Regions from separate parts of the Homo sapiens genome. Here region 2 is linked to region 1. A link is an interaction called in ENCODE POLR2A ChIA-PET data of the cell type or tissue named here. Cell type or tissue: MCF 10A. All regions are shown on one strand. Links, peaks and the distances in the headings refer to the core of each region. The heading gives the core; the rest is flanking DNA. Region 1 holds the start of LOC107986346 (mitochondrial import receptor subunit TOM7 homolog). Region 2 overlaps GOLPH3 (golgi phosphoprotein 3).

Evidence for each region. ChIA-PET counts read pairs that join two places held together with the same protein. Peaks named below come from ENCODE experiments on the same cell type or tissue, not always from the same donor. Only the 100,000 strongest peaks of a DNase experiment are listed, where the experiment ranks them.
Region 2: POLR2A ChIA-PET joins it to region 1 with 5 read pairs; 2 of 35 experiments call an interaction of 5 or more read pairs at or near these places.

Annotation. Positions count from the first base shown.
Region 1 is chr5:31,919,329-31,924,711 of GRCh38, reverse strand. The region is part of intron 2 of PDZD2 (PDZ domain containing 2); the gene reads right to left. It overlaps LOC107986346 (mitochondrial import receptor subunit TOM7 homolog), which reads right to left and starts at 1,415. Exons shown (of 1, transcript XM_047417968.1): 1 at 973-1,415. The coding sequence starts at 1,345. The coding sequence ends at 1,178. RefSeq lists an enhancer at 1,258-1,757. In MCF 10A, for the core only: no CTCF peak of the experiment used is centred there; a DNase peak (open chromatin) is centred at 2,511.
Region 2 is chr5:32,150,354-32,155,736 of GRCh38, reverse strand. The region is part of intron 1 of GOLPH3 (golgi phosphoprotein 3); the gene reads left to right. Among named protein-coding and RNA genes, the nearest start is that of GOLPH3, 21 kb to the left of the region's middle. In MCF 10A, for the core only: no CTCF peak of the experiment used is centred there; no DNase peak of the experiment used is centred there.

The DNA.
Region 1 (5,383 bases), core at 241-5,240:
GCTGGTGTCCATGAGATTGGCTACGTCTCAAGACCAGAATCAGACAAATAATTAACAAGCGTCTCCTCTAAGCACATGCGCCACATAAACTTGCTGGGAAGATGAAGAGTATCCAGATGAAAAGATTCCCACCACTACGAGGCAACACACGCCAAACGTGAAGTGATGGATAAAGGCAGTGAGGACTCCAGCGTTTCCACAGGGACCTATCACCATGGGCTGGGGGAATCAGGAGCGATTTTTCAGAAGAAGTGCGTCTTCAGGAAAGCCTCAAAGCTGGTTTCTTACTCTTGACATTGGCCCAAGTTCCAAGCTTCTCCCCATCATGGACAAAAGGAAAGTGGGCTACTCCTCACAGTAGCTGTACCTGGAGACAATTACATTCTAGCACAGTCCACCTAATTGGCACCGCACAGCAGGGAGAACAAGCCAAATGGCAGGCTTGCGGAACAGGCATTCTGGGAAGGACGGCAGCCAAGTGGGTTTGGGTTCAGACTGCTGCCTATGCTACTTGGAGCATATTAACTGGACCAGCAGACCAAAGGCCCATCGCAATTCCACTAAGACTGTGGGGAGAGCTTGGAACTGTGGGGAGAGTTTGGAAGCTCCAACTCTTTGTATTTTATCTTTACTGCACTGAATTGTCATTGTCAGTGAAAGCACTGCCATTCATTTGGTTTTCAGAAACTCAAGGCGATGTGGCTGTTTCCTCCCTAATGACTCCCCTGAGTGTGGTGCATCTTAACGCCACCGAGTGTGGAGGTGCAGCCCAGGTGGGTCAGAAGCAGGAGACACGACTCTAGTGTTCTTCTCATTTGACAGGGGAATAAGCTTGAAGCTTGACTCTCACCAGTGTGCCGAAGTGGTCAAGGGCAGTCACTGATGTTGTGCTTGTCCAGGCACCTGTACAGAGTGTGCATTCAACAAATACCCCATGCCACTGTGACTTACTGCAAGTGTATTTTATTTTTATTTTTTTAACATTGTTAAAAACATTTATTCTGATACATTCTATCATAAGTTAGTACAAGTTCCACTCTGCTACAGGTTCATCTGTGAAGAGCCTTGTGCCATCCAACTAGTGACTGAATGATGTCCCATCTCTTATCCGAGCCAGAGCACACATCTTTCATGCTGTCCACTGATTGCCTCCAAATCCAGAAGACCAAATAATCCTTTATCCCCAAAGTAGGCTCAGAACAGTTGGTTCAGACATTCCAGGATCTGCACCCCTCTTAAATCCCAGGTAAATCACAAGAGGGATAAAGCCCAAGTGGATGGCAAACTGGCCCCCGTTGAAGAGCTGCTGCAGTCTCTGCTTGGCCTCTTTGCTCAGCTTCACCATGGCGATGGCCGTGTGGCACAGGGAGGACCCCTTACAGCAACCACCGCATCGGGAATCCGAAAGGGAGAAGTTATTTTTATTTTTACTTATCTATTTATTTATTGAGATGGAGTTTCACTCTTGTTGCCCAGGCTGGAGTGCAATGGCACGATCTCAGCTCACTGCAACCTCTGCCCCCTGAGTAGCTGGGATTACAGGTGCCCACCACCAAGCCTGGCTAATTTTTTGCATTTTTAGTATAGACGGGGGTTTCACCATGTTGGCCAGGCTGGTCTTGAACTCCTGACCTCAGGTGATCCACCTGCCTCGGCCTCCCAAAGTGCTGGGATTTCAGGCATGAGCCACCACGCCCGGCCTGCAAGCGCATTTTTGAAGGGCTAGTGAAGAGCTGGGCGTGGTGGCTCAGGGGCTATAATGCCAGCACTTTGCGAGGTCAAGGTGGGTGGATTGCTAGAGGTCAGGAGTTCAAGACCAGCCTGGCCAACATGGTAAAATCCCATGTCTAACTAAAAATACAAAAATCGGCTGGGCCTGGAGGTGCATGCCTACGGTCCCAGCTACTCAGGAGGCTGAGGCAGGAGAGTCACTTGAGCCCGGAGGGGGGGGCGGGGCAGAGGTTACAGCAAACCCAGATCAAGCCACTGCCCTCCAGCCTGGTAGACAGAGTAAGACTCCATCTCAAAAAACAAAACAAAACAAAAGGCTAGTGAAGCTTCTTTGAACTGGAAAGGTGTGTCTTTCAGAGTAGTTACCGTGGCTAATCAACCCCTTCCTTCCTTGTCTCCCTCTGCTCTTCCATAAGCTTAACAGTAGCAACGTTCAGTTCCCAGTGATGCTCAGTTTTAAAAATTTACTGCATTCAGGGTGTAATTTCCAGATCTCAAAATAATTCCTCTTAAAAACAAAACAAAAACAAAAAACAGACCCTTAAGCTTACTAAGTCTCCATTATGATAAAAAAAATATACATATAAGTCTTTCTTATTCAAGTGGGGAAGATTAAGAGCGTAGCCTGTGGAGGGAAGAAATCTATCAAAAACCACATTACGCTCAATGACATGTTTGGGCTCAGAGCTGTACTTTCAAGGTATTTCTCATCTTTACCATGAAGAATCCTCTCTTGGAATTACGTCCATTCTGTGGTAGTAGGAACTTGACTCACAAAACCACAGCTTTCCGAAACATTGGCAAGGAAGTTGGGTCATATATGGAAATTTCTTTCTATGAGCCTCTAAACAATCAGTTATTTGTTTCCCCTTTTTTTTCCCACAAGAAGAATTTTCTCTAAATAATTGGAGGAGATTTCCCATGGGAATCAGGCAATGGTGACTTCCAGGTCTTAAACTCTATCTAAAACAGTTTGAAAACAAAAGACACAAGAATGTGGCTGGCTGGCCTGTAACAATGCAAATTCTGGTAGTAACAACAACAGCCAAAGTGTGGAACTTCTAGTACTTCTAGTACCTCAGAGGAGGGCGGGCACTAGGGCAAAGCCTCTCTGGTTTGTATTTAACTAAGAAAGTGTAATCCTCCCAGCACTGACCAACTAAAGCTTAAATTTTCTATGACCTATGAAAAAAAGTTTGCAAAAAGCCTTCATAATCTAAGTAGCAAGAATATCAGACTCTGTAAGAAAAGATATTCGGCTCAAGAGCTTCAAAAAAAAAATTTTTTTTTTGAGATGGGGTCTCACTCTGTCACCCAGGTGGGAGTGCAGTGGCACAATCTTGGTTCACTGCAACTTCTGCCTCACAAGCTCAAGCGATCCTCCTGCCTCAGCCTCCTGAGTACCCGGGACCGCAGGGGCAGACCAGCACACCCAGCTAATTTTTTTTTTTGTATTTTTGGAAGAGACAGGGTTTCACTATGCTGCCTAGGCTGGTCTCGAACTCCTAAGCTCAAGTGATCCACTTGCCTTGGCCTCCCGAAGTGCTGGGATTACAGGCGTGAGCCACTGCACCCGGCCTTAAGAGCTTCAAGTTTTTTTTTACCTGTACAACCATTTGAGCATAGTTCACACATGAATTTCAGCGTGCCCACAGAAGGCTAAATGCTTCATAGAGCACTGTACATTAATGGCAGAGAATATTGAGGATTTTAAATCACAGATGGAGGAGAGTTGGGATTCAAATTCCCAACCAAATCAGATCTGCCTGATAACAAATCCTATGTTCTTTCTTCTCTGGCACCAGGCTTTGACCATGTCCCGTTTGTCACAGAGGATCTAAGTGAGTCCTCCATGAAACCTCTTAAGGGGGACAGAATGTTTTGTGAAAAGACAGTGAGCACACAGATGTTTACAGCAGCTTCATTCATAATTGCCAAAACTTGGAAATGACCAAGATGTCCTTGAGTAAGTGACTAGATAAACCGCGGCACACGCAGACAACGGAGTATTACATGACACTGAAAAGAAATGAGCTACTAAGGAACGAAGACATGAAGGAAACTTAAAGGCATGTTACTAAGTGAAAGCAGCCAATCTGAAGGGGCCATCTGTGGTATGATTCCAACTATATGACATTCTGGAAACGGCAAAATTATGGAGACAGTAAGAAGATCCCTGGGTGCCAAGTGTTGGAGGGAAAAAGGGAAAAATGGGCACAGAGGATTTTTAGGGCAGTGAAACTTCTCTGTATGATAATGATGGATACATGTCATTATACATTTGGTGTGTCATTATACACACCACCACGCCTGGTTCGTTTAAAAAAAAAATTGTTTTTTAGAGACAGGTTTTACTATATTTCCCAGGCTGGTCTCAAATTCCTGGCCTCAAGTGATCTTCCTGTCTCAGTCTTCCCTATAGCCCAGATTACAGGTGTAAGCCAGAGTGCCTGGACTTTTTTTTTTTTTTTTTTAAATATATAACACCAAGAGCGAACCCTAATGTACACTGTGGACATTGGGTGATTATAAGATGTCAATGGAGGTTCATCAATTTTAACAAATGCACCACCCCAGTGGGGGGGGGGGGCGTTGATCATGGGGGAGGCTGTACATGTGTGGGAAAAGGAGATATATAGGAAATCTCTATCTTTCGCTCAGAAAAAATTATTTATTTATTTATTTTTATTTATTTTTGAAACCGGGTCTCACTCTGTTACCAAGGCTGGAGTGCAGTGGCGCGCTCATAGCCCACTATAGCCTCAACTTCCTGGGATCCAGCAATTCTCCCACCTTAGCCCCCCGAGTAGCTGGGATTATAGGTGCGTGCCACTATGCCTGGCTAACTTTTGTATTTCTGGTAGAGACGTGGTTTTGTCACGTTGCCCAGGCTGGTCTCGAACTACTGAGCTCAAGAAGGCCACTTTAGCCTCCCAAAACCCCTGGCCAGAAAAAACTTAAAAGGCTAGGTCTTGCTCTGTCACCCAGGCCAGAATGCAGTGGCACAGTCATAGCTCACTGCAGCCTCAAAGACCTTGGCTCAAGCAGTCCTCCTGCCTCATCCTCCCAGGCAGCCGAAACTACAGGCACACACCACCACGCCTGGTTCATAAAAAAAAAAATTGTTTTTTAGAGACAGGTTTTACTATATTTCCCAGGTGGCTGGTCTCAAACTCCTGGCCTCAAGTGATCTTCCTGTCTCATTCTCCCCGATAACCCGGATTACAGGTGTGAGCCACTGTGCCTGGCCTTTTTTTTTTTCCTTTTTTTTTTCTTTATCAATTTTGCTTTGAACTTAAAACTGCTCTAAAAAAATTAAGTCTTAAGAGAGAGACGGCCGGGCGCTGTGGCTCACACCTGAATCCCAGCACTCTGGGTTGCCGAGGCAGGCAGATCACCTGAGGTCAGGAGTTTGAGACCAGCCTGGCCAACATGGTGAAACCCTGTCTCTACCAAAAATACAAAAATTAGCTGGGCGTGGTGGCGTGTGCCTGTAATCCTAGCTACTAGGGAGGCTGAGGCAGGAGAATCGCTTGAACCTGGGAGACAGAGGGTGCAGTGAGCCAAGATCGTACCGCCGCACTCTAGCCTAGGCGAGACTCCGTCTCAAAAAAAAAAAAAAGACAAGACAATGAGCTTCAGTTAAACAACT
Region 2 (5,383 bases), core at 95-5,094, 230 kb before region 1:
ATCTGCCTGCCTCGGCCTCCCAAAGTGCTGAGATTATAGGCATGAGCCACCGCTTCCGGCTAGAATCTTAACATGAGAGTTTTGGGGGGACACAAACATGTAGTCTATAGCCTTACTCTTTTGCTAATTAAAAAAATCAGAAAGCTGAGGGCTTTCTTTAGTCATTTGAAATGCTTAAGGGGAGTTTTTGGCTTAGTTTTTTTGGTAACAGCTTTATTGAGATTTAATTGACAATTCACTTATTTAAACAGTACAATCCAGGATTACATGCCTGTAATCCTAGCACTTTGGAGGAGACCAAGGCAGGAGGATTGCTTAAAGCCAGGAATTTGAGACTAGCCTGGACAACGTAGTGAGATCCCATTGCTAAAAAAATAAAAATAAAAAGCCGAGTGTGCTGGTGCCTGCTTATAGTCTCAGCTACTCAGGAGGCTGAGGTGGGCAGATCATTTCAGCCCAGCAGTTCAAGGTTGCAGTGAGCTATGATCAAGCCACTGCACTCTAGCCTGGGTGACAGAATGAAACCCTGTCTTTAAAAAAACAAAGTAAAAGGTAACAATGCAGTGACTTTTAGTGTATTTAGAGTTGTGTATCCATCACCATAATACATTTTAGAACGTTAATTTTTTTTTTTTTTTGAGACAGAGTCTTGCTCTGTCGCCCAGGCGGGATTGCAGTGGTGCGATCTTGGGTCACTGTAACCTCTGTCCACTGCAACCTTTGTCTCTTGGGTTCAAGTGATTCTTCTGTCTTGGCCTACCAAGTAGCTGGGATTACAGGCGCATGCCACCACGCCTGGCTAATTTTTGTATTTTTAGTAGTGACAGGGTTTCACCCTGTTGGCCAGGCTGGTCTCGAACTCCTGACCTCGTGATCTGCCCGCCTTGGCCTCCCAAAGTACTGGGATTACAGGTGTGAGCCACTGCACCCAGCCAAGATGACTTCTTAGATAATCCTATGTGTTTTCATGTTCATTGCATCAGGAGTCATCCAGTGTCTGGTTTTAGAATTTGAAGACCAGTGAGTTCATTTGGTGACAGACCTATCTGCCTGTTGGAAATTTCCCCTACTTTTCATCTAATTTAGGGATTCTTAGCTTGGGGTCACTGTAGAATTCAGGAAACATTTGAGAGGGGAAAAATTAATTTATTTTTAGTGACCTATACCTGAAAGTTAACATCTACATCAACTATAATTGTAGGCCACAAGCCAAAGAAGTATTAATAGTATCTGTGAGTTTGTCACCACTAGAGAGACCAGAGATACTTTCATATCACATCACAGTTATTGCAGATATCTCAGAATACTGTCTTTGCTCACTACTACATTGGAATTATAATAGTTATTAGATCTGCCACTAGAACTTGTTTAATCTGCTAATAAAGCACATATATCACAAATTCATTTTTAATATTTTGATGACTGATTTGGTTTCCTTTATAATCCTGTGCATTTTATGCACTTAAAAGGCAGGATAAACACTTAATTTCATTTTAATTACTAAGTTTTGGGTTAGGAGTTTGTGCCTTAGCTACTTCCAGTGGTATCTAGTGAGGTATGGGCTCTTTTCTTTTTTAAAATTATGACTTGCGGTTTTATATATATTCATTGTGTTTCATTCACTTATATTAATTACTCTTCTTGATGTTTAAATTGTCTCACTTTTAGCCTATGGGAGTTATTTTCTAAGTTGGTTTCAGTGTTCTTTGTGATACAGGTTATTAACCTTTGATAATTTCTTGCTTTTTGGCAAGGCCAACACAATGTCCTGGACTCAACTCGTACATTTCCTGTTTCAGACTTATAATCAGTCATTCCTTCAAGGAATCCTGTTTTCCATCTGGTGGGGAATGGACCACACTCTGGTGTGAGTACACTGGGTGTACTCAGTGTTACTGAGTTGTTACTGCTTGTAGGACTCTTTCGTATACAGAGATAGGATATATTTTCCTCAAGGGACAGAGCTAGCAAACATTTTAGAGGAAAAAAAATCTGTTTACGTGGTTTTTGGTTCAAGTTTAACATTATAGATTTTTATTTAACTTACTGGGTTTTATATTTATCTTTTTTCTTACTGAAAATTTTGGTTCTTCAAATATTTGCATTGGCTTACCGCTTGTATTAAAACAGTTTCAAAATAAAAATGTCAACATTACTACTAATTGACTTGAGTTTGGCTTACAATTTCTTTGTAGTATTTTTATTAAGAATGTGCAGTCAAAATACTGTATTCTAAAGTTAAAATAGCTTTTCTTTGTGGCTCTATCACTAAGTAGTATACGGTTGTTTTCATTCTTCAGGAGTTTTTTTTTTTTTTCTGTTTTCAGTGCATATAATTATATTGCAAGTTATATTCAAAAGTCTCATTTCCATCTTTCTTCTACCTCATTCTTTCCTTCCCCCATTAGTAGTTCTTGAAAAGTTAGAGTTTATCTTTCTGATATTTTGTTAGCAAAACTATACGTATATTCATATCATTGCTCCTCTCCTTCATATACAAGGTAATGGACTACATACACTGTGTGCACCTTGCTTTTTACATGTTATATTCTAAAGATTGTTCTCTATCACTATTACTTAGAAATATTTTATGGTTCTGTAGTATTCCATTATGTGGTAGATATATCTTTGTATATTCATCCAGTCCCTTATTGATGGATTTATGGGTTGTTTCCAAACTTTTGCTCCTACAGATAATATCACAATAACCATATGCATATACTGTTGCATATTTATGGGGCTGTTTCTTCATAGTGGATTCCTTAGAAGTAGAATTGTCAAGTTAAAGGGTAAATCTATGTGTGATTTTTCTAGATCCCCAAATTTCCCTCAGTAAAAGTGGTGTCATTTTGACATTCCCATCATAGTTATGAGAATGCCTGTTTCCCTCATTTTTGCCAACTATGCTGTCAAGCTTTTGGGTTTTTTTTTTGTTTTTGTTTTTGTTTTTTTTTTGAGACTGAGTCTCACTCTCTTGCCCAGGTGGGAGTGCAGTGGTGTGATCCTGGTTCACTGCAACCTTGGCTTCCTGAGTTCAAGCGATTCTCCTGCCTCAGCCTCCTTAATAGCTGGGATTACAGGCACATGCAACCACGCCCAGCTAATTTTTGTATTTTTAGTAGAGACAGCATTTTGCCACGTTGGCCAGGCTGGTCTCGAACTCCTGACCTCAAGTGATCCGCCCGCCTCGCCTCCCGAAGTGCTGGGATTACAGGTGTGAGCCACTGCACCCGGCCAAGCTTTTGGATTTTTGCCGGTCTGATAGGTAAGCATGATTTCATGTAGTTTAAAAAAAAAAAAAAAGGCTGGGGGGGGCAGGCGCGGTGGCTCATACCTGTAATCCCAGCACTTTGGGAGGCTGAGGTGGGCGGATCACGCGGTCAGGAGTTCGAGACCAGCTTGGCCAACGTAGTGAAACCCCATCTGTACTAAAAATAGAATAATTAGCCGGGCATGGTGGCGCACGCCTGTAGTCCCAGCTACTTGGGAGGCTGAGGCAGGAGAATTACTTGAACCTGGGAGGTGGAGGTTGCAATGAGCTGAGATTGTGCCACTGCACTCCAGCCTGGGCAACAGAGTGAGACTCTGTCTCAAAAAGAAAAAAAAAAAGGTAAAATATGCATAACATCAAGTGTACCATTTAAAACATTTTTAAGTGGTACAGTTTAGTGGCATTAAGTAGATTCACACTGTGCCGTCATCACCACTATCCCTCTCCAGAACTTCTCCATCATTTCATACCGAAACTCTATCCATTAAACAATAGCTACTATTTCCTTCTCTCCACAGTCCCTGGGAACCACTGTCTCTATGAATTTGACTATTCTAGGTACCCCATATATGTGGAACCATAGAGTATTTTGTCTTTTCATGACTGGCTAATTTCACTTAGCATAATGTCTTCAGAGTTCATCCATGTTTTGTAGCTATGTATCAGAATTTTACATAGATCTGTGTATCAGAATTTTAATTTTTAAGACTGAATACTGTTTTCTTGTATGCATATACTATATTTATCCAAATTCATGGTTTGTATATACATGTTTTGCCTTTTTTTGAATTAGGTGGGTTTCTTTTTGCTGTTAAGGTCTCATGTATTTTAAATGTATATTTTTATTATGAATGACAAAGCATCTTTTGGTATGTTTTAGCAGTTTCCATTTCTTCTGTGAACTTCATCATCTGTTACCTTTTAAAAAATTGAATATTTCAAAATATATATTTTTTTGAGACAGGATCTTGCTTTGTCACCCGGTTAGAGTGCGTAAGTGCAATTATAGCTCATTGCAGCCTCAACCTCCCAGGCTCAAGTCCTCCCGAGTAGCTAGGTCTACAGGCATGTGCTATCGCACCCAGCTAATTTTAAAACATTTTTTGTAGAGACAGCTCTCGCTGTGTTACCAGGCTGGTCTGAAACTCCTGGCCTAGGTGATCCCCCTGCCTTTGCCTCCCAAAGTGCTGGGATTACGGGTGTAAGCCACTGTGCCTGGCCTCAAAATATTAAAAAAAAAAAAAAAAGCAACTTTATTTTTAGGAACTAATTGTATACTAGAGATTTATCTGTGATATAAGTGACTTTGCTATGATTTTTACCCTGCAAACTTTACCAAAAAAATGGGTAGTCTCTTTTATTGCTCCTAGATTTTGAGAATAGCTGGGAAGTTTTTTCTTTCACTCCCAGATTATAAAGGTTTTCACTCTTATTTTGTCTTCTAGTACTTACGTTATTTCACTTTACATTTCAGCCTCTGATCCATCTGGAATTTATATTGATGTATAATAAGGAATTGATCCAATTATGTTTTTCCTAATGACTATCTGGTTGTCCCAACACGTTTGTTTAAAATGTTCATCTTTCCATGTTACATTGATTTGTGATGACATTTTTATCGTGTACAGATTGAGAATCCCAATTTCGAAAATCTGAAATTGTAAATGCTCTAGTATCTAAAACTTTTTCAGCACCAGCGTGAGAATCAAAGAAAATGCTCATTGGAGCATTTTGGATTTCAGATTTTCGGATTTGGGTATAATGCAAATATTCCAAAATGTGAAAAAAAATCTTAACTCCATAACATTTCCAGTCACAAGCATTTTGGATAAGGGATACTCAATCTGTATTTGATTTCAGTATGTTCTTGGGTTTGTTTCTGGAATTTATTCTGTTGGTCTGTCTATTCATGTGCCAGTGTGACATCATTTTAATTTTAGAGACTTTTAAATCTATTTTAGTATCTAGTAGGACAGCTTTCATTTCTGTTCCCTACATATGTTGCTATCTCCCCAAGTTTTCCTGGCTATTTTTTTTTTTTTTCTTTAGGAACTTTTATTTGTAACTTGTATAGCTCCAGGGAAAATCTGTTGCTATTTTTATTGGGATATT